2 separate regions of the Mus musculus genome follow, and region 1 is linked to region 2. The links are chromatin loops, found by intact Hi-C in ENCODE. Cell type or tissue: gastrocnemius. All regions are shown on one strand. Each heading gives the region's core, and the rest is flanking DNA. Links, peaks and the distances in the headings are about the cores only.

The links. A loop is a pair of places that touch in the nucleus more often than their neighbours do. Peaks named below come from ENCODE experiments on the same cell type or tissue, not always from the same donor. Only the 100,000 strongest peaks of a DNase experiment are listed, where the experiment ranks them.
Region 1: a loop joins it to region 2, with 7 times the contacts of the local background. A loop is called at or near these places in 34 of 42 quality-filtered maps.

What each region holds. Positions count from the first base shown.
Region 1 is chr9:120,425,671-120,440,792 of GRCm38, reverse strand. Myrip (myosin VIIA and Rab interacting protein) reads right to left here. Exons shown (of 17, transcript NM_144557.5): 9 at 13,132-13,285; 10 at 7,815-8,440. Among named protein-coding and RNA genes, the nearest start is that of D830035M03Rik, 59 kb to the left of the region's middle. In gastrocnemius, for the core only: no CTCF peak of the experiment used is centred there; a DNase peak (open chromatin) is centred at 6,762.
Region 2 is chr9:120,493,590-120,508,325 of GRCm38, reverse strand. It overlaps Eif1b (eukaryotic translation initiation factor 1B), which reads right to left. Exons shown (of 4, transcript NM_026892.3): 2 at 14,056-14,219; 3 at 13,690-13,791; 4 at 12,999-13,413. The coding sequence ends at 13,369. It also overlaps the pseudogene Gm7229. Among named protein-coding and RNA genes, the nearest start is that of Eif1b, 8.4 kb to the right of the region's middle. In gastrocnemius, for the core only: CTCF peaks have their summits at 6,929 (motif pointing left) and 11,448 (motif pointing right); a DNase peak (open chromatin) is centred at 11,440; H3K4me3 peaks cover 950 bases; H3K27ac peaks cover 661 bases.

The DNA of each region.
Region 1 (15,122 bases), core at 3,570-11,569, 64 kb after region 2:
AGAGAGAGAGAGAGAGAGAGAGAGAGAGAAGAATGAACGAGAGTGATAAAGCCCACCCCTAGTGACATACTTCCTCCAACAAGGTTGCACTGACTTAAACAAGGCCACACCTCCTAATCCTTCTAATCTTTTAAAACAGTGCCACTCCCTGCTGACTGAGCATTCAAATCTATTAGCCCATGGGGGCTATTCTTATTTAAACCACATTTAGTCACAATCCTCCTTGTTTGCTTGCCTTTGAGACAGGAGAAAGGAGCTCCACATGCCTGAATACTTTATTCCCTTCCCTGAGACTGGGGCTTCTGCTCTGAGATTCGGAATTCCTGTGTACCTCTGCCCTGGGCTTTCTGATTGCCTCCCTGGATCCATTTCTTACTTGCATGGAGCCCATTAAGTTTAGGCAAGCCTCAGGAATCTAAAAGTGTTTCTCCAGTACCAGGATTCCAGGATGCACTATAACACCTGCTTGCATGTATGTATGTATGTATGTATGTATGTATGTATGTATGTATGTATCTATCTATCTATCTATCTATCTATCTATCTAGAATCCTGGGGTTAAACTCATATCCTTGCACTGTAAGACAAGCATTTTACCTGCTGACCTATCTCCCTAGCCCCAAATTCATTCATCTTCATCCTCAGATTTCTTGTATTCCCACACACACAGCCCAGGCCGGGCTCACCAGTCTGGCCCTCCCACCAGCAGCCTGCTAACGGAGGAGACTAAAACCTCCCTCATGGATCCAAGGTGCCTTCAGGCGCATAGCGAATGGGCGTGAGGGAAGCCATGAAAGGGTCCTACACCTCTCATAGAGAGACAGAGAAGGCATCCCTGTGGAAGTGTGCTTGAGCTGGGACTCCAAGGGCTGCAGTCACCAGGCGCAAAGAAAAAAGGCAAGATCAGCATTCCAGAACTAATGGCTCCAAGTGCATGGGTAAGCCATACTGTGTGATACCCTAACAGCCATCAGACAATAACCACACCTCCTGATCCTGCCCTATTGGGTGATTATGTGCTACGCTCCTTCTGTGAAGGTTGGGAGCCCCAGGAGGCTGTGGTGATTGTTAGGTTCTCAAAAGAATCCACCCTTACTCCCCTGCTTTCTGGCTGAGACCAAGCCCAGGATCAAGAAGACCCATGGCACAAGAAGAGGGTGATTCAGAGGGGACTCTTACTGTGCAGACATGTTCTCTGCCATCTTCTTGTTCTGAAAGGTAAGTATGGCAAATCTTACGCCTGCGTTATCAGGACCCATTACCCATTTTCTGAGTCACTCTAGCTCATTTGTCTCTTCTCATTACTAGATTTTATTTTTTTATGTTTCTATGAACAATATAGTAAATAAAGGAATATTTATCAGCTATTAAATAATCAAAGATAGTAGCTGTTCATATGGCAAGGTCTTTTTTTACATGTATGTATGTATGTATGTTTTGTGTGTATGTGCAAGCATGTGGACATTTACATGCCTCAGCACAGATGTGGAGATCAGAGGACCCCTGAGGCTGTCAGTTTCCTCCTTGGTCATGTAGATCCTGGGGATCCAACTCAGGTCGTCAGGCTCGGTGGCAAGCCCCTTTATCTGCTGAGCCATCATGCAGATCCAACATTCTTAACACATTTTTAGAGAATAATTAGAACTTAGAATGCCTCATAGAACCAAATTTACCCCCAAGAAAACATCTCTACTAATGAGTATAATCAAAAATAAACCATTGCAGAAAGCTAAAATAGCAGCTGTCTGTAACCCTCAAGTTCCCATTACTGCAAATGTACCAGCCAGCTCCCATGTTAAAGTGGTGTTTGGCTAACAGCCCTCACGACCTTGCCAAATCTTCTTCTAAAACTGTGTAGGCAGAGTGACAAAAGGATGGCACTCTACTGCCAAAGAGCAACAGAAATCAGCTTGTTGCCAGTAAAAGGAGAAGTTTTCCATTAAAAAAAAAAAAAGACCCATAGAAACAGGCAGGAAAAAGAACTGGTGGATCCAGCCAGTCTTTAAGTATATAATTCCCTTTAAGTATAGAATTTTTGGTCTTCTTCTCTGCAGTACTCTATAAATGGACACCACAAAACAAAATAAACAGCAACCAAAAAAAGCAGAACACATAGCTGAGTCTTGTACTTTGTCATCTGAAAATAAGCCTTACTTTGAATTCCCCAACATGCTACATAGAAATTAATTGTATGTCTAAGTTGTGTCTATGTGTGGGTATATGCATGTGAGTGCAGTGCCTGAGGAGGCCAGAAGAGGGCATCAGATTCAGTGGAGCTGGAGTTATAGGCAGTTGTGTGCTGATAGGTGGGTAGTGGGAACCGAACTCATCCTGTGTGAGAGCAGTAACTGCTGAGCCCTCTCCAGGCCTGTGTCAAACCATTCAGCTGATGCTGAACTGGGCAAGCTAGAATGCAAATGGAATTCAGTTCTTACAGACAGGAGTCATGATCTAAAAAAATAAATATAACAAATGTTAAGCCAACTCAAAATTAAGAAATATATCAATGTGATTAACAACATCAATAAATTTTAGAAGAAAAACTGACCAGGCATGGGGCTCACACTTAGAATCACAGCCTGAAGCTGAGAGACTGTTGTGAATTAAGGTCAGCCTGGGCCACTTAGTGAGTTCTGGGCCATCTAGGCTCCACAGTGAGAAGACCCTGCCTTAAAAAACCAAATCAAACCAAAACTCCAGTCCTGATTTTCATCATGTGGGGCTAGGAAAGGCTTCTTAGTCTTGATAAGAGCTGCTCAACTGGAAGCAAGCAGCAGACCTGACTGTGAACCATTGGAGTGGGGTCACCAAGGAAGAAAGGTCCCACCCACTGCTGTGACTTCACACTGAGCACACGCTGTGACCACTGCAGGAAGACAGGAGAAAGGAATGATTGTAAGGATGGAAGGGGAAAGACCAAAGTGTTGCGGGGCTGAGCCAGCCGTTTGCAATTCCAGCTGCTCATGAGGCTGAAGCTAAGGTGGACAGTGAACTCCAGGCCAACTGGGCAACTTGAAGAGATTCTGCCTCCAAAGTAAAGAAGGTCCTCAGAGGAAGAGGAGGAGGAGGGAGACTGGAGGAGGACGGGGATAGCTCTGTGGCAGAGCACTTGCTAGTGTGCATGAGTTCATTCTTTGTAGATAATTAGAATAGCTAAGAACACCACATGAGAGACTAGCAGAGTTAACAAAAGAGCCATTAGAGCGCTAAGTTATTACAGAATAAAAAAAGTTAGTGCCGTTCTATAAGCACTGATAGAAACATGTGACAGATGAAGAAACTCTCCCTTTCAGCATCATTAAAATGTAAATTAAAAATTACTTAACAGGAAAAGCATGAGGGGGTCTGAACTGAAAAGTCTAAAAACTTTACAAGTGCCGGACAATCCTGGATGGAAAAGCTTGGCTTTACAAAGATATAAATTATTCCTAAGTATATGCATACATTCAGCACAACCCAATACAACTTGTGTGTTTTGCAAATTGAACAGATTTTAAGAGAGCAATTATATGAGTAAAGGTTTGAGAGATGCCAAGAGAGTTTCAGAAAATGATGTAAGCATCAACCAAAGTACCACGGGTGGGGAGGAGGGATGGGGGAGGGGAGAAGAGATGGGGGAGGGGAGGGAAGGAGGGATGGGGGAGGGGAGGGAAGGAGGGATGGGGGAGGGGAGGGGAGAAGGGACAGGGGAGGGGAGAAGAGATTAGGATGGAAGAAGGGATGGGGGAGGGGAGGGGAGAAGGGATGGGGGAGGGGAGAAGGGATGAGGATGGAAGAAGGGGTGGGGGAGGGGAGGGGAGAAGGGGTGAGGGACAGGAGGGGAGAAGGGGTGGGGGAGGGGAGGCTCACCAGACACCAACATGTACTGTGCAGAATTTTTAATAAAAACAGTAATATCTGCACAGAAAGAGAACAACGACCAGACACATGGCAACAAAGTAAACTTCATGTGCAAAGAAGGCACCTGATGCCCGCTGGCACAGGGTGATGGCGGGTGACTTAGTAATGGTTTGGAAACAATAGATAACTCGGGGGGGGGGGGTCTGGATGGAAAACACAAACCTGCAAAGCATCATGATGACGCCCCGGCTGGCCTTGAACTCAACTCACTATGTATCTGATGATGACCTCGAAGAGCTGGGCCTCCTGCCTCTACTTACCAAGTGCTGGGACTGCAGGCGTGTGCCACCATGCCTGGCTTATGGGATCAAGCCCAGTTCCTTAAGCAAGCCAGGCAAACACCCTGCCAACTGAAGTGTGTACCCACCCCCACCTAACCGTTGCTATTAAGAAAGAAGTTTGTATGTAAAATGTCCTTAAGCCAGGCATGGTGGCACACGCCTTAATCTCAGCATCTGGGAGGCAGAGGCAGGAGGATATCTGTGAGTTTGAAGCAAGCCTGGTCTACACAGCGAGTTCCAGGCAAGGCTGTATATTGAGTCCCTGCCTCAAAACATCAAAATATAAGATAAATAGCTGAGAGAGGTGACAGGTAAAACATACTATACTTTTCATAGGAGAAAAAATGGGGACAGTGTTAAAACTAGGGAAGAAACAATCTCAGTGGAAACCATACAAATGTTAACTAACAAAGTTTTGTGTTTTGTTTTGTTTTTTTTTCTTTTCCTCACACAGAATTGGCAGGAATTGAACAGACTGCCAGTGTCCCTGTTGACAAGCGCGAAATGCACACATACGCTGTCGCTGTCATGGCTGTGTAAATAGCTACGAGGTCTGAGAGCTTAATTTGACAGCCCTTTAAAGTTTGCACAGCGACACTCTGTGGGCCTGTCTGCAGCCTGGAAGTGTGGGTAATATCTTTGCACACCCATCACTGTGGGACAGGGATGAGCCAGTGGCACCCGAGTGGGGTTTGGAAAACCACTCAGTCTGCTGGAGTTTGTCACCATCACTGTAGTTTAGAATTGTCTGTGACTGGCAGGAGGCGTTGACACAAGACAGCATTTGAGGACTGCAGGTGTCCAGCGATTAAGAGTGCTTCCTGTCCTCGCAGAGGACGTGAATCTGGTTCCCAATACCCACGTCTGGTCATTATGCTCATGTGAACAAGCCCACACTCACATATATGATAATTAAGGAAATAATCTTTCCAAAAGGCTTTTAATGTGTTTATTGCTGTTTTAAGTGTGTGTGTGTGTGTGTGTGTGTGTGTGTGTGTGTGTGTGTCTCCCATTGGCCTGGAGTTTGCTAGCAGGCAAGTGAGCCCAGCGATCTGTCTGCCTCATTAACGCAGGGATGACAAACCTGTACCACCCACCATGCCTGCAGTTTTACACATGTTCCGGGATGAGACGCGGGTGCAAGGCAAGCACTTTACCCACTCGGCTATCTCCCCAGACCCCAGTTTTAACTTTTCTACAGATGGTGTATTCTTCCTGGCCTGCACTCTGGGGGAGCTGATGCCCTGTTCGTGGAACACTCTCTTCCTGAAAGCTTTTGCACTTGGAATGCCCAGATGGGTGTGGGCCAACCTCTCCGAGTTAGAGAGAAGTGGAAGATGGACAGACAGCATGATGCCAGACACGGACAGACTTGCTGAGTTACAGTCTTAAGTCTACTGTGTCTATATGAGCACACAAAGACGGCCGTACTTGATAGTTTTATGTGTGTCCATGTGACACAAGCAAGTCATCTGAAAATGGGAACCTCGATTGAGAAAATACCTCCATAACATGGGGCTGTGGGCGAGCCTGTAAGGTGTTTTCTTAATTAGTGATTGATGGGGAAGGGCCCAGTCCACTGTGGGTGGGGCCATCCCTGGGCTGGTGATCCTGGGTTCTGTAAGAAAGCAGGCTGAGCAAGCCATGTGAGCAAGCCAGTAAGCAGCCCCCCTCCACTGCTTCCCACCAGTTCATACTTCCAGGTTCCTGCCCTGTTTGAGTTCCTGTCTTGACTTCTTTCCATGATGAATAGGGACGTGGGAGTGTAAGCCGATAAACCCTTCCCTCAGTTTTCTTTTGGTCATGGCGTTTCATCATGGCAACAGAAACCCAAACTAAGAAAACGGCCTCACACAAAATACACCTTTAGTCACTTGGTGGGGGAGGGGGCATAGCAATGAGTTAATTTGTTCATTTTTATTTTATTTTAAATTATTTGTGACTCTTTGTCTGTATGTGCACTACGTATGTGCCTGTGCCCTCAGTGCAGAGAAAGAGGGCGTCAGATCTTCTGGAACTGGAGTTACAAGCACCTGTGTGCTGCCTGATGTGGGTGCTGGGAACTAAATCCAGGTGCTCTTTAGGAGAAGCAAGTGTTCTTAACTGCTGAGACATCTCTTCAGCCACGTCTGTCTTCTGGGATGGGGATGTGTGTGGTTTCTTATTAGGTGGTTTAGGCTAGACCAGAACTCGCTATGTAGTCCAGGTTAGCCTCTGATACATTATCCTATGCCTCTGGAGTACTGGAATCAGTGACATGTGCTACCTTGCCTGGCAGTAAACGCCACTGGGATGCTTTAATATCTGTATATTATAGTTTTGTATGTATATTATGACACAATATTTATACAAATATAAATATTTAATATTTGTATATTATAGTATGTCACTTGCTTTGTCTTATGTTTATTTATATTTTTTCTGAAGTAACAGTTTAAATATGAAATTTTTATTTCATTTCAACCTGGGGTGTCTTATTTTCAGGAGGAGGCAGAAGTGAGAACTGCCCTATGAAAGGAAACTGAAGATCTGAACACCCGGACAGCGTAGCAGCATCGCCACCTAGTGGCGATGAGAGGGTACTGCTACTTGCTCAAGTCCTTCCAGAGGAGGAAAGGAGGGTAAAGGGCGCCTTCTGGCTGGCCTCTGGCTCCTCCCTACCTGGTGTTGTCATGGTCACCAGGCCAGACCATTGCTTTTATTTTGTCAACTTGACACAGGCTAGAGTCATCTGGGAAGAGCAAATCTCACTTGAGAAAATCCCTCTCTAGATTGCCCTGTGGACAAGGCTATGGTGCATCGTTTGGGTAAATGATTGATGTGGGAGGGCCCGGCTCACTGTGCCACTCCGGGGTCAGTGGTCCTAGGTTGTATGAGAAAGCAGGGTGAGCAAGCCATGAGGAGCAAGCCAGGGATGGCCTCTGCATCAGCTCCTGCCTCCAGGTTCCTTCCATCTGAGCTCCCCGGGCTATGGCTTTCCTCACTGACAACGCACGACCTGAGAGTTGAAAGCAGACACAAATCGTCCTTAGAGATGGTTGTGTGTGTGAAGGTATATGTGTGTGTGATGAAAATATAGATACCAGAGATTAACCTCAGATGCTGTTCCTCAGGTGGCATCCACCTTTTTTTTACTGGCCTGGGGCTCACTGAATAGGTAAGGCTGGCCATGTGGTGACTGTGAGGAGTCTGTCTCTGTCCCTGTCTCTGTCTTCCCAGCACTGGAATAGCAAGTGTGTGCCACCATGCTTGGCTTTTTCTGTAGGCGGTGACTGAACTCGGGTCTTCAAGCTCACACAGTGAACCCTTTTCCAACCGAGCCCTCTTTCGAGCCCTGCCTCCCCCGCCCCCGCTCTCTCCCGTGTTCCTTTTCTCTGCATTCTGTCCACCACGAACTGAAGAAGCCCCCTACCACCTGTGCCTGCCGTTGATGTTCTGGTCAAGCTCAAGAGACACAGCACCCACATGGAAGCCTCCAGAGAGGCGAGCCCAAGTGACAACTCAGGGTGCGCTTGGCCGCAAGACCAATAGAATCTTAGACAGCAGAGCCCAAACCCAGGCTCTCTTGGGTACTATGCGCAGAGAAGGGTCATCCTACTTTCAAAATATCTGTGTGCTTGCGGGTTTCTTTACCTGAGCCGTGTGCAGTGCCCGTGGATGGGCACCAGGTGAAGGCAGACCCCTGTTTGACTCCTCGGGGCCCACTCGTGCCCTTCTCCACCTCCTGGCCCGGCGCTCTGCAGTGCGGAGGGTCTCCTCTGGATCGCTACTGTCGGAAGTCTCTCCACCGGCTGCCTGAGGGTTGAAATTGACGTCCAGTTCTCCCTGGAGGGGCATCTTCTCCACTGCGGGGTTCTTGGGGGCCTTCCTCTGCAGCCAGGACAGCTTAGCCCGGCAGCCAGCTTCCCGAGATGAGCTGGTGGAAGATGTCTCTGAATCCGAGCACATGGCCTCAGGGTTTGAGGGAGAGGTGGCTAAGGGACCTTGGCCAGAACTCTGGGCCTGTGTAGGCTGAGGCTGGGGTTGCTTGAGCCTGCTCTGGGACGGTGGGCACAGCTTACTCAAGGCTTCGCTGTAATCAAAGTCTTCCTCACTGTCGGAACCGATCTCATCATAGGCAGACGTCACACTGGACGCCACCTCCAGGGCCTGAAAGGTCCCACTCTTCGGTTTGGTCAGCAGGCGGGTTGGGGGCTGTCTACTACCGTCCTTCAAGGTCATCCAGTTCCCATCGGGGCTCTGCAAAAGTGGGGCCAGGTCTGTGGGGTAGAGGTGAGAAAGACACCAGAAGGGTCCATTATTACTGTAGGAGCGAGTTGGGGGGGGTAACACGTCATCTCCTACAAGGTTCCTGCGAGATTGTGGGGCGACCACCTTAGGGAGACCAGGAGTGTACACCCAACTCTCATGTTAAGAGTACCCAGCTATACACGGGTATCATCAATATCAATGTCTCCCATCCAAGGCTCAAGGGACATCATGGAAGAGGGGACAGGGAAGCTGCAAGAGATGGAGGATGGGGCGGAGAGCTGTTAATGACAGCTGACTTCTGGGCGTGGCACGGCTGTTGCCCACATCAGCTTACAGTGGCCATGGCTCCCTGCCTGACCCTGTCACAGTATCAAGTCTGTGAAATTTCCAGTGCAGATGGGAGAGGGGCTCATGGGGTCCCACCCCTAGTAGGGAGCTATTGGCAGTTGACGGTGGCTGAGCGAGACAGAGTCACTGTCTTTGGAGCTGTGGAGCCTGGCAGGTTGCTGACACTCTAGTAGGTAACTGAACTCAGGATGATGACAATGACGATGATGACGACAATGATGGTCTGACATGAAATTGGAGAAAAATGGGTTGAGAGGCACAGGGGGTGGATAGAATCAAAATACATGCGTGAAAAATTTAAAGAGTAAAAATATTATTGAAACAAAGAATCCTCAAGGATCCCTGGGGGCCTCGCAGAGGGAGTGAGACTGGAGGCACAGCCCCTTTCCCGCCTCCTGAGAGAGCTGCCCCATACTGTTCTAAGGCTGGCGGAAGGGGAGGGAGAGCTACAGCAGCCATCTGTTTATACCTTAGGTCCTCAGTTTCCCCTCACCGATGAGGGATAATTCTACCTCCTTCCTATCCTTCCCCAAGGACTTTCATGGATGTTATTCCTATAGCCCTGTGAGATGGGCATAGAAGTCTGTTATTTATGTAACCCAGGGTGCACACTTGTTCTGGACTTGAAGCTGTACTTAATGGGCAGCTTGTGGCTCTCTCTCTCTCTCTCTCTCATGCATGAATCCTCTCTCCAACTCCAAGACCACTAGAAAGCGAAATGCAAGGAAGGCTGGAGGCCCTCTGAGCTGGTTCCTCTTGACTGGATTCAAGTCACCCAGGATGACTGAGGGCTGGGCCAGGGCTTTACCCACAAGCAGGGGGCATCAGGAATGCTCACTGCCTGTATACACTGCAGTCCCTATCCCCTATCCCCTCAGGCACAGTTTCTGGACCAAGGGCCTACAGGTCTACAGCTTTGTCCAAGACTTTGAGACAGGAGCCTGCTCCACACTTCATAAGTGATACAGGCCTGCTGCTGCTCCATGGAATGCTGGTCTCCACAGAGTGTTGTCCTTGCCTGCTCCTTACCGAACTCCAGCCTGGAGGATTGCAGGTACTGGTGGAACGTGGGTTTGAAATCCTACTGTGATCCGTCATGGCAGAACACTGAGTTCTCTTTCTTTGGAGAGACAGCAACTAGGGCTTTCTTACACCATAAGGACATTAGATATCCCCCATAGGAAAATGTGAATGGGGGTCTCCTGGGAACCCTAGCCCTGGTGCCTGGCGCTCATTCCACCACTCCTTACTCTAGAGTTCATTTCTGCCACACCCTCTGCTGAAGCCCACTAACTCCTTAGACCTCTCACCTCCAAGCTTTTCTCCCTAGGATCTGTGCTCACATCTGACCCTCCTGGCTGGCTCTCCATCATCTGCCTTATGCTCTGGCTGACCATGCACATGGCTCTGCAGCCTCTGGATGACAGGGCGAGGCAGGACCCAGATCCCAACAACCTGTTTCTCTAAGAACCAAAGTAGCTTCCTCTGCCCTGGGGACAGGTTTCACGGTGGAGAGAAGAGCGGTCTCAAGGCCTGGGTATGAAGCCTGGAAGCCATGCGGCAGTACACGATTCTCAGATCCCCACTCCGCTCAGTGGTGAAAAAGAGCAGTTAACACCTCCCTGAGATGTCATGAGGATGACAGCAGGAAGTGCTTATACGGGGTGGTTCCATGCTTTTCCAGAGCAGATAAGTAAGTGTGTAAGTATGTATGAGTGTGTATGTCTATGTGTTATATGCACATATATGTGTACATGTGTGCATGTGAGTGTGTGCATGTGTATGTACATATGTGTATATGCATGCATGTGTGCACATATGTGTGCATGTGAGTATACATGTGTGCATGTTCATGTACATATGTGTGTGTATGCATGTGTGTACATGTATGTGAATGTGCGTGTGTGTGTGTGTGTGCATATGTGTGTGCATGTAAGTGTGAGTGTGTGTATATGTGAGTTGTGTATGTCCATGTTTGTGTGTGCATGTGAGTATATGTGTGTATGTATGTGTGTACTCGTGCTTGTGTGTGTATATGTGTGTGCCCTGTAGTTGATGTCAGGATCCTAAGTCACTCTTCCTTTTATTCTTTGAAGCAGGGTCTCTCAGCCACTGATATGCTAGTCTCACTAGCCAGTCTGTTCTGGGGACTCCAACTCTACCTCCCGAGGCTGGAATTACAGGCAGCTGCCATGTCCACTTGGCATTTATCAGAGCTCGGGGGATCTGAACTCTGGTCTTTAGGTTTGTACAGCAAGTGCTCTAACCACTGAGAAATCTCCCAGCCATCCAGCTTAGTTTTCAAGACAGGATCTCCCACTGAAGCTGGGTCTCATGGATTCAGCTCAGCTGGCTGATCAGAAACCCCAGGGTTCCTCCTGTCACCTTAAATGAGTATTTATTATTTTTGTTACTTATGCATATGTGTGAGTGCTTGTATACGTTTATTTACACCAAGTATGCAGGAGCCTCTGGAGGTCAGAGGGTGTCAGATCTATTGGAGCTGGAGTTACATGCAGTTGTGAGTCACCTGATATGCATGCTGGGAACAAAAACCGGGCTCTGCAGGAGCAGGTAGCACTGAGCTGTCTCTCCAGCCCTATGCCTAATTTTTTTTTTTTTAAATGTGGGATATGAGGAATTGAACTCAGGACCCCATGCTTACACAACAAACATCTTACCACCAGAGTCACTCCAAGGCCAAAGCGGACTCTTAGTAGCTCCTTTCCTCACAGCCATTTGTGAACAGAGCTGCTGTACTGAAATGGCAAATTCAAGAGTAGGCTTGGAACTGAAGAGATGGCTCAGTGGTTAAGAGCTCTGGCTACTTTTCTAGAGGACCCAGGTTCAATTCCTGGTGCCACTATTGTGTCTTATATTAGCCTGTGGTTCCAATCCCAGGGGGATCTGATGTCCCTTACTGGCATCCATGGCTACTGCATGCATGGGCACACACACACAAAATACCAAAATAATAAATAATGTTAGGAAAAGATTCTGCTTAACCCTGGTTATCAGCAGAAGGTCTTAGGTCAAATAGAAACCCAGCCTGTTTCCTGTGACTGCGAAGCTTCCCATAGCCAAAGAGAGGGAGGCAGAGGAGGAGCCTTCACAGACACACCTCCACCTCCAGGGTGGGTCAGGAAGTACGGTGCTTGTACTCTCTAGGATACCATGTACGGAGGGATGGGATTCAACTGCTGAGACCCAGAGACAGAGAGGAGAGGGAGATGAAGAGGAGAGAAGAAATAGGAGACAGAGAGAAGAGAAAGGAGAGGGAAGAGAGAGGAGGGAGAGAGGAGGGAAGAGAAAAAAGAGGTAGGGAAGTGAGGAAAGTGGGAGAAGCGGGGACGTGAGAAGAGAGGCGACGTGATGTTCTAGGTATCTGCATAGTGAATCTAGGGATAAAAGACACTTAACAGAAACCCTGAAACCACACAGACAGAGCTCTGTCATTGCTGAGTGTTGTAGCTGCAGTCTTCACCCATCAGGCACTAGTGGGTTAACAGGAAAGTGGCCCCTCACAGACAATCTTTAGATGGACGGGTAGTTGACATTTCTGGCTCTTTGCACAGGGTGGATTTTGCTCATAGCCTGCTGGTTGGTTATAGAAAGGAAATGGCAGTCAGTCTGCAAGCATTTCCTCCTCGGGTGGCCACTTTGTGGTTAAGTATTTTTGCTATTCAGGGATGGGATCTGGGTCTGGCCTACAACAGTGAATACCGATAACAGCTGCTACGCGCAACAACACACGGGTCCATGTTCTGCTGTACATATGTACACTAGGTGAGGAACAGACCCCCCAGTGTGTGGAGCTTCATGGCCCCTGGATTCTGTTTTCATGGTCACAGCCATAGAAACGTAGCTGAGCTAATTTCATTATGTGAGACTAAGTGAGATGTTGATGTGAGTTCTAACTCCTAAGGGAGAGGAAGAACATTCTAGAGTAATCAGGAAGAGCACAGGCACCATTGAACCACAATGCCATCCTAAGATGTACTGAGATAGACAACTAACTGCCTGTCAGAGAGCTTTTCACACACACACACACACACACACACACACACACACACACACACACACACACTCACTTATGGGAGGAGGAGCTGAACGGCCATGCGATAGCTAGCTAGCAAGACTCCAAACAGCACCTGTGAAACCCACTTGGAGTCAGGGTGTGGTGTGCACACCTATAATCTCAGCTTTTAGAAGCGGAGACAGGAGAATCAAGTATTCAAGGCCATCCTTGGCTATACAGGGAGTTGGGGGCCAGCTTGGGCTCCATGAGGTATTGTATCAAAATAAAACAAAACACAGAAACAAACACCACCACCACCAAGAAAAGCATTACTTGTTCCGTCCAGTCCATCCATGCTCCTCCAGCTGGGCAGAGCGGCCTCCTCCAGCAGACGCTGGGCGCGGTCCTTGGGTGACCTTGGTGCAGCCTCTGCTGAACCAGACTTCAGAGCATCTTCCATAGTGAAGGAGAATGCAGACTGGGACCGCTGTGGAAAAAGAGAGGTGTGAGCCTTAAGCATAGCCCCAGGCTGAGTGTCAGCAGCTCAGGAGTAAACAAGCAGAGGACACTTCACAGTGAGGCTATTTTCCTCAGCCAGGCTCAGGAGCTGCAGGCTGGCACAGGAAGTGTTTGTTTTGAACACTGGTAGGCTCAGGAGGGAAAGGACATTTCATTTAGCCACGGAAAGCACCCACGAGAACAGGTAAGAGGATCCTTGAACACAGCCCTCCCTGCCTGGCTGCTGCATCACCCACTCCACCACAGGAGGGGGAGCCAAGGAGACGTGGAGTCTCTCTCAGAGATGTATAAGCAAGTGTGGCATGATCTGAAGCGGAACTCAGGAGTGATCGTCCTGGGGCTGGAATTCCTCCACAGCCTTGGCCCATAATCTGGAAGCTTCCTCTTGCTGTGTGCTCACGGTGCACTTCAGGGAGCGTGACAGTTGGGGAGAAGGCTCAGTCAGAGAAGTGCTTGCTTTGTAAGCATGAAAACCCATGTCAGACCCCCAGACCCACATAAAAGCCAGGTGTGGCCAAGTGAGGTGGTGTGCACCTTTGATTCTAGCACCAGGAGGCAGAGATACGCAGGTCCCTGGGGCTTGCTGGCCAGCAAGTTAGCTCACCTGGTGAGCAGCAGGCTAGTAATGGAATCTGTCTCAAAAACACAATGTGGACAACTCCTGAGGCATGATACCCGAGGCAGTCCTTTGCACACAACCTGCACACGCTCATGCATCTAAACACACACTCACATGCATGTACACAATCACATGCATGCACATGCTCACATGCATGTACACGCTCACATGCAAATACAGTCACATGCATTACACGCTCACATGCATGTACACTCACATGCATGTACACAGTCACATGCATGTACACATTCACACGCATGTATACGCTCACCTGCAGGTACACACTCTCGTGCATATACACCGTCAGATGCATGTACACACTCACATGCATGTACACATTCACACGCACCAGTGTTTGGAACAGAATAGACAGCAAAACTCAACAAGGTGTGCGGAGTGACAGCTTTAGTCCATGGCTGGGTTTTGGGAAGGGGTGCTGTTCTCAGTGACCTTGGCCTCAAGGGACTCTTAGCCTGGGAAAAGGCTCCGCACCTAGCATGCTCAGGAGCAATCAGCTCTGGTGGCCACGGCTTACTGCTGGGAATGTGGTACAAGCCAGAGTGGGCTTAGAGTCACAGAAAATCGCTAATACTCCCCGGGAAAACCTGGAGGGCCATGTAAGAAGATGGGAGATGGGGTAACGGAAAAAGACATCTATCCTGTGCAGAAAGACCCCCTTATAGAGAGTTAAACAGCCACACGTCATGGCTTGGTTCCACTCTTCGTCCCCAGGACACAGGAGCTGCCGTCTGTCTGGCTAGAATCTGGAACGGTTTTGATGATGTCACTCAACAACTTGGGGGTTGGGGGAGGGGAGAGGCAGTCAAGGAGTCATCTGTGATTTTGCTAAATCCTCAACAGCAAGGAAGGAGACCCAGTTATTGCAATGAGAACTTCTTCCAGCAGGTGGCAGTGCGGCAATGTCTTTACTCAGCCACCTTTGGGGTCTTGTGTACTTACCAACAAGTGTTGGGGTTACTTCAGTATTCCACTTTTTCACTACTTTGACTCCTTTGGCCTCTGCTTTTTTTTTTCCAGTTTTTACCCATACAAGCATTGAAGGGAGATGCAAGGGTGGGTACAATTGGGGGAGATCAGTTAGAGAGAGCTCAGAGGGCCAGGGAGGCCTGAGCCCACGGTTCATGGATGTTCATGCTAGTGAGACCTGGAAGGTCAGAGATTTGAA
Region 2 (14,736 bases), core at 6,737-14,736:
TTTGAGTTTGACATCTTGTATCTAATAAGGTGAGCTTGTGAGTGTCGTTACCACCAAGGTTTAGATTATGTCTCCATGTGGGTTCCGTGGGTTCCTCCTAAAGTACACAATGAGTCTAGGATTTGAGTGCAAGTAGTCATGGGAAAAGCCATTCCCCAAATCCTTCTATAAGAAGTTCAGCATGAGTCAGAGGTAGACAAAGACTGAGTTACCAAGAAGGAAGCAGTGAGCTCTAATCCATGGGGTACCATGTAAGAGACAGAAAACCGAAGTGTTGAGGAAGCGAGGCTGTTTGTCTACCAGCTGCCTGGAGCATTGCCTTCCTCCCACCAGGTTCCTATAGGAAGAAGCAGGAAGCTGAGAATGTGAATGCCAGGCAGTATCCAGGTGCATGGTAGCATCCAGGTGCACAGCAGCATCCAGGTGCACAGCAGCATCCAGGTGCACAGCAGCATCCAGGTGCACAGCAGCATCCAGGTGCACAGCAGCATCTAGTTACACAGCAGCATCCATGTGCACAGTGGAAGGCTCTGGCAGTGTCTGCAGAAAGCTGGTTTTGTCTTGTCTCCCCCATGGCACCTGGCATCAAGGTGATACTTTGTCTGCATGAAGGGTTGGAAGCAGTCTACTTTCTCATCCCCATCCTGATGACTCTCCATGGGAAATGAGGTGCAGTAAATGAGTCATTGCGTAATCCTAATTTGTTCAAACCTCTCGGTGTTGGGGGATGAATCACTGACAGCACGCATTCTGTGCCTGTGGGCAGGCTGTGGCTTCTCCTGGGCGAGCTTTGTCACATTCAGGACCATCGTCCTTATAGTTGGTGATGCTCCTGGGTGTTTTCTGCAAGACTTTGGCGGGGCCCAGATTTCTATGGCAGTGACTTATGGCAGCGTTTGGCTATAGGGACAGCATGAAAGAATTAATGTTTGATTAAAGATGAAGTCCAGGAGATGTAGCTTGTCTCCTCCTGGGTTCTCAGTACAGGTGAGAGTCTGGGAGGGCAGCCCAAGGAGCTGTGCTGAGGTCAGACCTTTTTCCTGGGCGTGTGTGTGATGGACTGGTTTTTCCCTTGGGCCCTTGGGTGGATGCTTTTGTTGTTGTTTGTTTGTTTTTTGAGACAGGGTCTCAGTGTGTAGCTCTGGCTATCCTGGACTCTCTACTTAGACAAAGCTGGCCTCAACTTCACGGAGAGGCCTCTGCCTCTCAAATGCTGGGTAAGACAAGGTTTCATGAAGCACAGGCTAGCCTCCAACTTGCTATGTAGTAGAAGATGGTGTTGAACTTCTGGTCCTCCTGTGTACATGCCTCTCCGCCTGAGTGCTAGGGTTACAAGTCACCATGCCCAATTTCTGTGGTGCAGGGGATTGGACCTCATGTGTGCTAGGGAAGCACTGTACCAAGCTACATCCTCAACCTCCTCGGGCAGCTTTAGGCAACAACTTCCTTTCTCTCTTGAGAACGGAGATTCGATGCTGAGCTAACAAAGACAGACACCATAGATGGCCTAAGACGGTCAGTACAGAATGGCTTCTCTGGTTTTGAAAGACCCTAGTGGGGAGATCCCCACTTAAGTCCCGAGATGGCGCGCACACCCAAGGAATCACGAAAGACCATCTTGATGCAAACATACGAGATAGTTTAATGATGGTGCTCCGGGCTGACACATATCTCACGCAGGAGACAGAGGAGTCGACCACGAGGCTCAGAAGCTAGGGATTTATATACAAAAAAGCTGGGGGCAGGAGAAGAATTGGGGCGGTTACATACAATTGGACAGTTTAAACATCAGCAAATTGTACGTGTAGAGCAAGGTAACAGCTGAGATAGTCTGGACGTCCTTGTATGCCTCTCTCCTATCTTTATGGCTACCCAGTTCCTGGAATGACTTAACAGCAACAGCCTTTGTTCTTTGCCCTTGGCCCAAAAAGCCCTCCTAACTAGCAAGCCGCATGAGTCATGGACCTTGAATTTAATTTTCTTTTTCTTTCTTTCTTTCTTTCTTTCTTTCTTTCTTTCTTTCTCTCTCTCTCTCTCTCTCTCTCTCTCTCTCTCTCTCTCTCTCTCTCTCTTTCTTTTTTTTTGTGGTTTTTCGAGACAGGGTTTCTCTGTGTAGCCCTGGCTGTCCTGGAACTTACTTTGTAGACCAGGCTGGCCTTGAACTCAGAAATCTGCTTGCCTCTGCCTCGCAAGTGCTGGGATTAAAGGTGTGCACCACCATGCCCGGATCTGGTTTCTTATTAAATTGGATACCATGATATTCTGAACCTCTCATCCAGCAAATTTTGACAGATCTAGTGGGAAAGACCACAGCCTTGATTTCCACAGGTGGCTTCCCTGCTACAGATGTGGACAGGAAAGAGAGGGTCCAATTCCTTTTATATCTGATGTCTAATGGGACACAGTTCTCAAAATTTGGAACTCTGTGGCCAGTTCATCCAGAGAAGAATCAGGCTGATGAAACTGGAAGTCTGAGTGTGGAGGTGGGTGGAAGCTAAAGGCCTCTCTCTTGACAGAGGATTTTCTCCTCATTTCCCACATACTTTCCCTGTGAGACTTCAACAAGGATTCCACGGCCTAGCATGCTAGTGAATGGCTTTATTTTCAGCACTCTAGAGGCAGAGCCAGGTGGATCCCTGTGAATTCCAGGCCAATCTAGTATTCACAGTGAGTTCCAGGCCAGCCAGAGCCACATAGTGAAACCCCGTCTCAAAATAAAATAAATTCTTTGGAAGGCTATTTGTTCAGGAGGATTAATACTTTTCTTATTTCTGAGACCAAACACCTGGCAAGAAGTAACTCAAGGGACAGTGGGTTTATAAGGACACAATTCCATATGTAGCGAGGAGCAGCTTTGTCACAACAGGGACATGTGGTAACTGCCTGCCCACATCTCAGAGGACCACAAAACAGAGATGACACAAGAAGTCGGTCATAAATCTCAAAGCCCACTCTGCAGCAACCCACATCTTCTACTAAGGCCCTATCTCCCAACCACCCAAAACAGCTGAGGGTAAAATATTCTAACAAGCCCATGGGGGACATTTTACAGATCAGGGACAATATCTTCCTAGTCACCTTTACCCATTATCAATGAATATGTACCCCAACACTGACACACCTCACCCCTATTCAGTATAAGAAAAATTGAAGCATAAAGGACCACTTGATGCTTTCACCTGTTCTGCTGTTTGTGAGGATGGAAAGCCAGGCCTTGTGTTTGTGAAGTCAGCATATTTTCTTTTCTTTTCTTTTTTTACATACTGCCAAGCTGACTTATTTTCTGCATATAGAGGAGTCACTGAAAGACCAGAAAAGCCACATTGGCTCACATGAGGCAAACTGTGAGGTTGACCAGTTGTCTTTTTCCTACCTCTACACAAGGAACTTGACTAATGGTTCAGTTTGGAAGTTCATATTTTTTTTTTCTTCCAGAAGTATTGATAAAGATCGCCTGACAGTCCCTGCCATTTTTTTTTCCTTTTCTTTCTTTTATACAATTTCATTCTCTACCCACAGTAACCAGAGTAGAACTCACTGTGTAGTCCAGGCTGGCCAGGAACTCACAGCAATCCCCCTGCTCTAACTTCCTATCTGTGGTGCGATGTGAACCACTACACGTGCTTCTCATGATTTCTCATAGCTGCCTTTAGACAGCTCTGTGACTTGTTTTGTTTCTGTCCTCCTTGGGGCCTCCTGCAGATGACAGCAGTGTCTGCTAACTGCCCAACTGTTTCCCCATTTCCTGGTTGAAACCTCTGAGAGCCATGTCACTGCCATTGCTGGGGAATTACATCTGATGCTTGCAAAATCTAGAGACCTGCTTTTCAAGAGGGATGCAAATGAAAGAATAGGTGTAATAGGTCCCAGAATTACAGGGATTTGAACAGGCAAGACCCTGAAGGCCTGCGTGTGTTTGAGTGAGGAAGAGTCAGACTCTCTGCTGGATGCAAAGAGTAAGTTTTGCTGTTGTCTGTGGCCCTGGAATGTGAATTGGAGTCTTATGCATGCAAGACAGGAGCTCTGCTATTATGCTTCACCCTCCCCTTTCAAATCATTTTTGAGTATAGAGTTTACTCTGTAGCCTGTGCAGTCTTTGAACTCATGATCTCCTGCTTCAGCTTCCCAGGTAGCAAGGATTAACAGCCTGCATTACCAGGCCTGGATAGTAGTAAGTTCTTACTTGAATGGTTGTGGTGGAGAGATTGCCTACTCCTGTATAAACCTGGCAGCTATGGGGTCATGTGCCCCTCTTTCTCTGGTATGTCCAGCCTTCTCATGGTAGAGTCAGATACCTTAGGAACCCAAGCATCTCCATCCAGGAGCTGGAGCTCTGAGAAGGAAGCTTTCCTGTGGCCTGCAGCTAGGCAGGGGCGGGTGCAGGACGAGGACGGAAGATGATGGAGGGCGACATGATATGCCACAGGTCCCTTTCCCACGTGTAAGTATGTACACATATTTGTATATACATATTTGCTATTCTAATTGGCTTTCAAGAACAGGTAGACAAACTTGGCTTCAGGGAGTGCAGACTTTGCCCCCAGGTTTGGGAACAACAAGACGATACAAATTGACTTTAATAAACTTATAGTGGGAATACGTTGTTTTTACGTCTGTGCTTCCTGGGTAATGTATGTGAGCACATGAAATGCAGTCATCCTGCCTCTGTTTATAATCACAACACAGCCAAAAGCTCTTGTAAGATGAAGCCACCCAGGGCAGTGCACAGTTTGGAAGCCACAGTTTCACACGATGGGGACCGGCTCAGAGAGGGGCACAGGCCTGAGTTAGGGGCTCTCTTTGGGGTCTTGTTTCTCCTACTTCTTTGCTGTCTGAGTCCTGTTGAGCTCATCTTCTGAGCTTCCTTTTTGTTTTTAGTAATTTATTTAATTTTTACCTTATGTGCATTGGTGTGATGGCACCAGAACCTCTGGGACTGGAATACAGACAGCTGTGAGCTGCCATGTGGGTGCTGGGAATCGAACCCAAGTTCCTCTGGCCCCTGGGCTTCTTCTTTCCCTATCTCCCTTCCTCCCTCTCTCCCTCCCTCCTTCCCTCATTCCTTTTCCTTTGACACAGGGTTTCTCTAACCCTATCTTGAAACTTGCTTTGTAGACCAGGCTGGCCTCAAACTCAGAGATGTGCCTACTTTTGCCTCCCAAGTGTTAGGATTAAAGATGTGTACCACCATGCCTGACTAGTTTGTCTGCTTTTTTGTTTGCTTGCTTACTTGCTTCATTTTTTGAGATAGGGTTTCTCTGTGTAGCCCTAGCTGTCCTGGAACTCACTCTGTAGATCAGGCTGGCTTTGAACTCAGAGATCTGCCTGCTTCTGTCTCCTGAGTGCTGGGATTAAAGGTGTGCACAGGCCAGAACTGCCTCTGGCTGTTTGTCTGCCTTTTGGAAACAATGTTTCACTGTGCAGCTCAAACTGTCCTTGAATTCCAGATCTTCCTATCTCCACTTCCCTTTGGCTTCAAGGGCCTTGTTTGTCCTGATATATAATAGCTCTATGCTTCAGGCAGAGCAGTGTCTCCTCCAAGTTTATACAGTCACAGTCGGATATCTTTATATCCAGTCTCCAGTGTTTCAAGCTCACCTGCATCTCACGGCTCCTACTGAACACTTGTTAAAGCGGGCTCCTCTCCTTCTTCCTCAGAGATTCTGGCTCTGTCAGCTGTGTGCCTTCTAAGCTTTCACATCCTTCTCACATTTTCTAAAACCATGACCAGGCACTATTCATGACAAGGACTTGGTGTCTCACACATCGTGCCAATAACAATTACCTTGAGACTAAGTCCTATCATTCTAAGGAGGTGCACATGGAGGTCTTTGCAGTTAGGAAAGTGTACTTGGGCCTTCGAATGTCTGAGCAGCAAGAGAAGAGTTCAAGCAGCTAGTCACAGAACATTCACAGTCACTAGCCAAGAGAAATGAACCACGGATTCTTGCCGATGCTTAGATAGCCTAGCGCAAGCTCCTCTGCCCAGGCAATAGAGCCACTCAACGTTAGGCAGGTTTTCCCACCATAACCGTGGCAACCAAGCCAAAATACCAACGCAAATGAAAGCACACCAAAAAGACATGTGCTGATCATAAATAGGCCAATATCGCCACCTATTGGCAACGTTCAGAATTGCAGCTCAGCTACTTCAAACAAACAAAACACCTATGGCTCAATCAGGCCAAGCTGTACTGATGCATTTGACAGAAAAGTAAAAACAGATATGATATTAGCAAAAAGTAAAACCAGAAATGATAACTTCAGGGTGGTAAGTATATGGTGTCTCAGGTACAGCTTTTAATTCAGTTTTTCACAGGTTATTAAGATCAGATGCTATAAGCAAACAGACATGGCCCTAGGCCAACTCCAACTACACCCCACACCCAGCTCCCTGTGAGAGCATCTTGAGATTCCCATCATGGCTTATTGCAGACCGTCAAGTGAACAGTGAACACGACTGTCTCAGCCGCCCTCACTTTCACACCCTCTGGGATTCTAGACAATTATCCCAACCAGGTCATCTTGGTTAGCTTTTGGAAGGACAGTTGTCTGCAACCCAGAAATTAGGCTCATGGCTGCTTTGAGGTGTCTCTCAGAGATGGGGCTGAGTGGCTCTTTTAGACACAGGGCCCCAAGAAGTGGGGGCTTCTATCCTACCCCAACTTCACCCCTGCCCCCACCACAGGGTGTCCTAGAATAGATAGATGTCTAGGAGGTAGGTGTACTCTGGGCCTATCAAAGTGCTTTTCAGAGCAAAGGTTTTGACTTTTTTCTTGAGCACGTGGAGTATCTGAGACTGTATCCAGCGATATTATAACTCGTCAACGACTCTGTCTTGGGGTCTTTTCTTTTCTTGAGGCCAATTCATATGAAAGCACATTGATCTATGAAATTTAAAGGCAGGGCATAAATGGGCCAATAGCGCCTCCTCTTGGCCACATGCAGGCATTACATTCCTATCCCCTTTAAACCAAGGTACAAAATAGACACACCTGTGGGTTGGTGACACAGCTTGCCAAAGCTGTTCCTGACACACCTGAAATAGGAAAGTGGCAGAGGTGGGGAGAAATGCTTGTCCTCAGGGCGGTAAACAAGCCGTGTTTCAAGTGAAATTGTGGGATTTCACAAGCAGCTGGCGAGGGTGCCCGGGAAGGTGCTGATGCTGGGTGTGTGTGTGTTCATGAGCGCGCACGCACGTGCGGATGTCCTGTGGAGTTTAGAGTGGACCACAGAGCCTTGGATCCCTGATGCATTCCACAGAGATGAAGTAGGGTATCAGCCAGAGAGCAGCTTGGCTCCGAGCGCCCTGCTTTCTGTTCTTTCCTGTGTCTTTTTTCCACTTTTGCTGTGACCGTCCAACTACTCTGTCCATAGCTTACAGACATGAGTCTGTGCCCAGGTTTTCCTTCTCTTTCTTTCTCTCTTTTCTTTCTCTCTTTTCTTTCTTTCTTTCTTTCTTTCTTTCTTTCTTTCTTTCTTTCTTTCAATTGATTGGTGTTTTCAAAGATTTATCAGTTTTCAAAATGCTAATTTCTTTGTCTTTTAAAAAAGTTATTAGTTTGAGACAAGGTCTCCTATAAGGTAGTTCTTGCTGCTCTAGAACTCACTTTGTAGGTCAGGCTGGCCTTGAACTCATAGAGATCCACCTGCCTCCGCCTCCTGAGCGCCGGGATTAAAGGTGTGTGCTGCCACTCTCGGCTTGTCTTACCCCTTCCCAGTATGTTCCTCCTGTCCATTTCTCTGTCTTTCTAGTTGTCTTCTTCCCCTCTCTGCTCTCCGATGTTTGTAACTTCTCAAGTCCATCCAGTGCGTTTTGCTTCTCCCACACCCTACAGGATGTGATTAAGGATACAAAGTTCCCAGGCCTAAGTTCCCACACAGCCTTGTTTAGCCAGCTTGTTTTAAGACAGGGTTTTACCCCGTAGCAAAGCTGGCTTTGGACTTATGATCCTCCTGCCTCAGCTTCCCAGATCTGGCTTTACAGGTGCACCCCACGCTGCCCGGCTGTCTGGGTTTTGACACATCATGTTCCTGTGGCCACACACTCCATGCTGATTTGTGTCTGTTAAGTAAGATGTTCCCTGTTGGTTGTGGGCTCTGTGGTTCACTCTGAGCTCCACCGGACATCTTGTACTCCCAACCTGCACCCCAGCAACCGCACCCTCCCCGACACCATTGCCAGCATCCTCGTGAAATCCCACAATTTCACTTGAAAAGCTAACTTGAACCAGATGCTGACAGTGACCAATCACCAAGTGGTACACTGAGGCACATGACCATACTGAAACATTGCTTCTTTTGATAATATGTGTGTGTGTGTATATATATATATACATATATGTATATATGTATATACATATACATATGTGTATATATATATATTTGTTTTTGTTTTTTGTTTTGTTTTCTTCTCGCTCCAGCCCCACTTACTCTGGCCCTGCTTGCTCCGGCCCCACTCCTTCCCTGTGAGAAAGGCTTAAGATTTATTTATTTTATGTATTTGAGTACAATGTCACTCTCTTCAGACACACCAGAAGAGGGCATCAGACCTCATTCTATATGGTTATGAGCCACCATGTGGTTGCTGGTATTTGAAGTCAGGACCTCTGGAAGAGCAGTCAGTGCTCTTAACAGCTGAGCCATCTCTCCAGCCCATCCCCTGCTTTGTCCCCAGGTGAAAACTCCCCCTCAGTCCCCATCCTCTCCAAGGAACAGGCTCAGCAGAGGCTCAGTCCATCTGGAAGTTAATTCAGCAACACGTCTCCTCCGGGGAACGATGCAAGCAGCTGACCTGCAGTTAGCAGCCATTCGGGTCAGTGTGGTGTTTTCTTTTTAAATATTTAAAATGTTTTATGTGTTTTACATGCATGTATGTGTGTGTACCACGTGCGTGCCTGATGCCCTCAGATACTGGAGGGGGGCACCAGATTCCTCTACTCAAGGCCATTTTGGTCATGAGCCACCACGGCCAAGATGCAGCTGCAGTTTCTGTGGTCACCTTATCTGACTCTTGTCTATGGTTCCCCATGGAGTCCCTGAGGGGCCATCATCACTGCTAATGGATGAAGAAACCTAGCTGTGGGGGGCAACCTGCTATTGTTCACAGTCAGGATCCACAGTACCGGGAATTACCAAGGGCTGAGCAGGGCTCAAGCATCTCCTGGCTAGAGGACCAACTGTGCCAGAGGGGAAAATATCTTTTGACACTGCCTTTCTGACACAGGTGGAGCTGTTGTCATGACGATTGTTTGTCAAATGGCCTGGATCCTGCCCTAACTTGCTACATGGCCTGCCTCTTAGAAGAGAATGTTTTGGCTTTGTTTTGTTTTGTTTTGTTTTTCTCACTGCAAAGTAATTGCATCAGAAATCAGAAGGATAGTCTTCAGTGGGATGAAACAGTGGTGTGAACAATGGTTTCTGTCCTGTACATGAATCTTTATTGAAAACAGTCCTACCTGGGCATTCTATGTGGCCGTCTTCCATGGCTGAGCTAAGCACTTGGAACATAGATCGCACAGCCTTGGCACCTCAAATATTTAATGGGGAGAGCCCCCGTAGAAGCACAGGCAAAGATGAGATGCTGAGGCGTGGTGACCAGAAGAACACGGGGGTGAGGAGGATATAGTTAAAACCCAGAGGCAGATGAAGTAGGAGGAAAAGGTGTCAGCACTGACTTCTCAGGCTTGAGGGCACAGGTGGCACAATGCCATCTACGTATGTGAGGCAGGCTGGAAGACACTCACTCAGTCATGTCCATCTTCTGGTTTTGATTTTTGCGTACATGTGTTCATGTGTTAGTTGTGCATGCATGTGTGCGGGGGGCCAGAGGTTGAGGGCAGGCATCTTGCTCAGTTGCTCTTCATCTTATATTCACTGAGGCAGGGTCCTCCCTTGAATGCAAAAATGGCCAGTCTGGGTAGCCAAGTTTGCTCCACGGATCTTTTGTCTCTGCCTCCTGAGTGCTGGGATTACAGGTGGGCCAACACTCCTACCCACCGTCTACGTGGGTGCTAGGGATTTGAACTCTGGTCCTGGTGTTGTGTAGCAAGCATTTTACCCCCACTGAGCCATCTCTGCAGCTCAAGCATGCCAGTTTTGAAGTTCCAGTGACATGTGCAAATTGACGTCCAGTGGGATAGCATTGGAAAGGGATGTGACACCAGGTGAGGTTTGCATCTCTTGTGTATGAAAAATGTCCCTGTTCTTGTGTGGTGAGATGGAGAAATGATAGAGGGGATTGCTTGGAGGGCGGGGGATGGCTCATAGGACATACATAGGGTCTTGTCTTGGTGAAAACAAGGTGCCATCCCGGTAAGCAGGGCAGAGAGCACACATAGCATTGTGTGGAGCGAGGCTGAGTGGGGAAGTGACTTTCAAGTATTTCAGAGATGTCTCTATGTCTTCAAGACACAACAGAGAACAAGGGCTGGGGGGAGAAGGTGAAGGAAGCGCTTCTCTCTGGGTGCCTTTAGCTCCTCTGGATGAGTATTCAGTAGTGAGAGGGGACAGAGTCAGGGTTGCCTTCGCACAGTCTCCCCTGTGCTGGGCTAGCCTTGCACTCACTATGTACCAGAGGATAGCCTTGAACTTCTCTTCCCACCTCTTGTCAGTTTATGTGTATTTGTTAAGAGGCAAACCCAGGCCCTTGTGCATGCTAGGCAGGAACTCAAGGGGGTGGGATGACGGTTGAGGGAGAATGAGTGTTTGCGAGGGGTAACTGCGGAGCTCTGCTGGCCTTCATGTGGAGAAGGATGGAATCTGATGCCCGTGGAACTGGGCAAGACTCGGCTGTGAGTGCTGACATCAACTGCTTTCCTTACAATGCAAGACAAGAGGGAGCCGGAGGGCCAGGGCCTGGTAAACTACAGCTGCCCAAAGGGCCTGTTGTCAGGGTTACTACTATAGTAAAAGAACACCTCTCAAGATTCTCCAGGGGATACCTGAACCAGGGACCGCCTCGTACGGCACTGCTGGATCCAGAGAAACCAACACCTGGAGCGTCATTTCCAGGAAGTGGAAGAGCCTGATTCTCCGAGGGTTCCCGAATGAATGAGTCTTCCTCTGTACACACACACACACACACACACACACACTCCCCAGCCATACACTGGGAGTGCTGTTATAGACTGTCCAGGCTGTATGTACTCACTACTGACAATGCAGAAGCCTCAGGTTTTTTCTGGCTTATTCACTCACGAGAGGACATAAGCAAATATCTCTGTTGACACAGAACTAACTTCCTGGTGGCATGTGCTGTGGCTGTGTACAGTCCGAGGATAAGGCTGTATAAACACTACCAGTTCTCCCAAGTGACAGAAAGTTAAGACTGCTTTCATGGACAGTAAAAGGGACGGGCTGAGATCAGTGTGGATAACTGCCCACAGGGCTGATTGTAAGGTGATTGTTTGTGTTGGCCAGGAGCCATGGTTTTCTAGGTGTCCACAAGAGGGCGCTAATAGACCACTGCTAGCCTTAATCTGCCTCAGTTTAAATGCATTTCCCCCCTGGTACCCAACCTTTCCATTTTGACACTCTTGGTCTACCAAGTGGGCTGCTAGAGACTCAAACTGTTCTTCCTGTTGTAAATAAACTATCCCTAGCCTCTAGCAAGTCTATGGCTCTCATCTGTTCAGACTCCATCCTGGTGACCAAGGATGGAGGGCCCTTTTCAGACTTCGAGGGATACTGTTTTCATCCTGCTCCCCAAAGCATCAGTCATGACTAACATGGACTAACAATTCTGTCTCCACTCCTTAGACCACGTGTCTTGCCCAAAGGGCTTCAAGAATGGCTTTCAGGTAAGAAGTATGTTTAACAGTAAACTGGAGGTAAAAAGGCCAGCTTTCTTCTGGAGCATTCTAGAGACCCTTCCAAGCTCTCTAGGGTAACTGGGCTACCCTGTACTCTAACCTGTGAGCACTTAAAGACTCCCCAAGAACTTAAACCTTTTTGCGAGTTGACAGCTGTGATCCCTTGTTGAGATAGGGTTTCCAGTATCCCCTGCTGGCCTTCAACTCCTCCATTCTGTTTCTGCTTCTCTAGTGCTAGGATTACAGGCTTGTACCACCACCACACCCAGGTCTGTAACTGCTTCTTGCATGAAGTTTGTAGGTTACTCTCTAGTTAGGGGCGGCAGCGATCAGGATGTCAGCCAGACAGGTGAGCCACCCACTCCTGTTGAGTAGAACTCACCAATCTGATCCTCATAGTCTTGTCATCCCGTGGTGCCTGGGATCTAGAACATCCAAGGACAGCTTGGCAACCCCCCCACCGCCCCCTCTGGTGCCAACCCGACTCCATACTGCTTCCTTGGAGGAACATGTGGAGCCTCCCTTGCATGGCCTCTGCCCTACTCTGTATGCCCACTATCCTGATGGATAAGAGTGATTCTTATCACAAGCCTTGTCCAGTCAGTTCTCTTGCTGAACTTTTAACACGCTGCCACTGAAGACTGCCCTTCACTCATACAGATGCTATGCAGACATCTCGCTTGATGAACAGATGTGCTGGGGTGACCTACTGCTTGACTTCTGGGCTGTAGCCACTCCTTCCTCTAGCTGCAGGATAGCTGGTGACCCAGGAGCTGCACTGCCACCGTGGCTGGGGTGGAACTGTTCCTTTACTGTGATGGACACTACCCCCTCAGGAGAACAGCTTGTCACTAGTCCTTCAGTAGGCAGGGCAGGCTGCTCTGGTGGCCTCCAGAATGCCAGGCTGACAGGCAGAGGAGCCCGTCTACTCCAGACTGTGCTGGGCAGAAGCACCTGGCACTCAACTCCAGGAGTGCTAACCTAAAGCCTTCCACTCTGAAGACACACAGCATCACCCACACCTGCAGGGCACTGCCTCTGGCTAAATGCATTTTGATACACTGAGGGTGACAAACAGCTCTCTCTACCTGTTGTTCTGAAGCTGATGAACCTAGAGGTTTCAGGGAAGAGACAGTTCATGTTCCTAATGTTTCAGCAAAGAAAACAAAGTGCATTGCTGGCTTAGGTCAGCGCTCATAAAGGATGCACACTTTCTTTTTATTGTTAAGCCGCAACATACATGGTTTAATACAACAACAAAAACATTTAACAGTCAAGTGAAAATAAAACTAACAACAAACACTCACAACAAAACCTTTTCCATTGGAAACATGTTAGGACGGACTCGGGCTTCGTTCCCATCTCACCGCGATTTCCTTATGACTCAGGAGCCTACATACCCCGTGTTTTCTGTAGCCATGCAGGTGTGAGTGGAAGTCTGAATGATTAAATAAACGCAAAGTCTGTCGTTTACTGTAAAGAATCATCTCCCGAGGCAGCCAAACTGAGTTAGAGAACAAAACCATTTAAGAAACTCGCCACGCTTGGGTTCATCTTAGAACCCGTGAACCTTCAGCTGCTCCTCCTTGACGATGCCAACCTGTGAAGTAAAACCGTGCTCAGCAGAATCCACCAGCAGTCAGCAGTGACAGCGCCCACCACCCCAGCTGACAATCCCACACCTGCCCTAACCCTAACCCTGGTTCCTATGCCACTCCCCAGGCCACTCAGCAGCAGCGTGAGCTGTACGTGAGCCTTGCCGTTTCCGGTCAGCACGGATACTATTCTACTCCACTACTTCCGTCCCGTGCTTTTTACTAAGTAGGAAAGGATTCCCGCCTCTTTCAAGGTCACACGGGGTGCATCCGCCACTCACCTCCAGAAGAAACTGGCAGATGTTCTTCCTTTGGTCCCCTTGAAGCTGAATAACCTCTCCGTACTCAGGGTGTTCAATCACAGTTCCATTGCAGGCAAATTTCTACAACACATCAAGTTAAATGCAGAGGGTTAACTCTGACAGAACAAACACAGCTGCGCCAGCCGGCTTGACTGCACCAAGGAGCAGTGTCCTCCAGAACTAAGCGACTCTGTAAATGAATCTGGAGGCCACATGAGGGAAATATTAGGGGAACAGTAACAACTCATCGGCTCACATTCCTCAGAGAGGGGTAACCGACTCAGATGGAGAACAAAGCAGCTCTCCTGGCCCGAGCTCTGGCATGCACCCACTCCTCACGGTCACCTTTTTGAAAGCTTTCACAAGTTTCTTTTTGTCATAATCGTCCGCAATGCCCTGCACAGTGGTCAGCGTCTTCCTGCCGTTGCGCTGCTGGATCCTTATATGAATGTAGTCCTCAGTCCCTGCCGGGAGTAAGTCGTCGCCCTTAGTTGCATCAGCAAAGGGGTCTGTAGAGGAGCAGAAAAGTAGAAAACAAATTACAAAGTAGTATGTAGAAGCGTGCTCCACTCCATATCCAGACAGACCTCGGTGAGGCCTCCAGCACTCCTGCTCCATTTCTGCAGGCGAGGGTGGGGCTCACTGATAATAAGTTTTTCAAAGGAGAAAAACCTAAGCAGGCTCTGTATGCCGATATCTGAGCTTAAAAGTAGAGACCACCACTGTGGAAGCCACCAGCAAATGAGACAGAAAACATTTACGAAACCCTAATTTCATACAGCCTTCATACAGCCGCCACAAGAACATGCGTCACCGCCACTATTTTTCGACTACAACATTCAAAAACACCCACCCCAATTAGTTAACATAGTAACTGAGCCTTATAAAACACATATAAACATATACATGCAACCTCACGAGGTGTAATTTACAAAATGATTGCAAGCAGAGACAACAGGGCCACTTCCAAGTCAAATCAGAGGCCTCTCTCCTAAGTGTTTCAAACAGACGCCTCTGGGGGCTGCT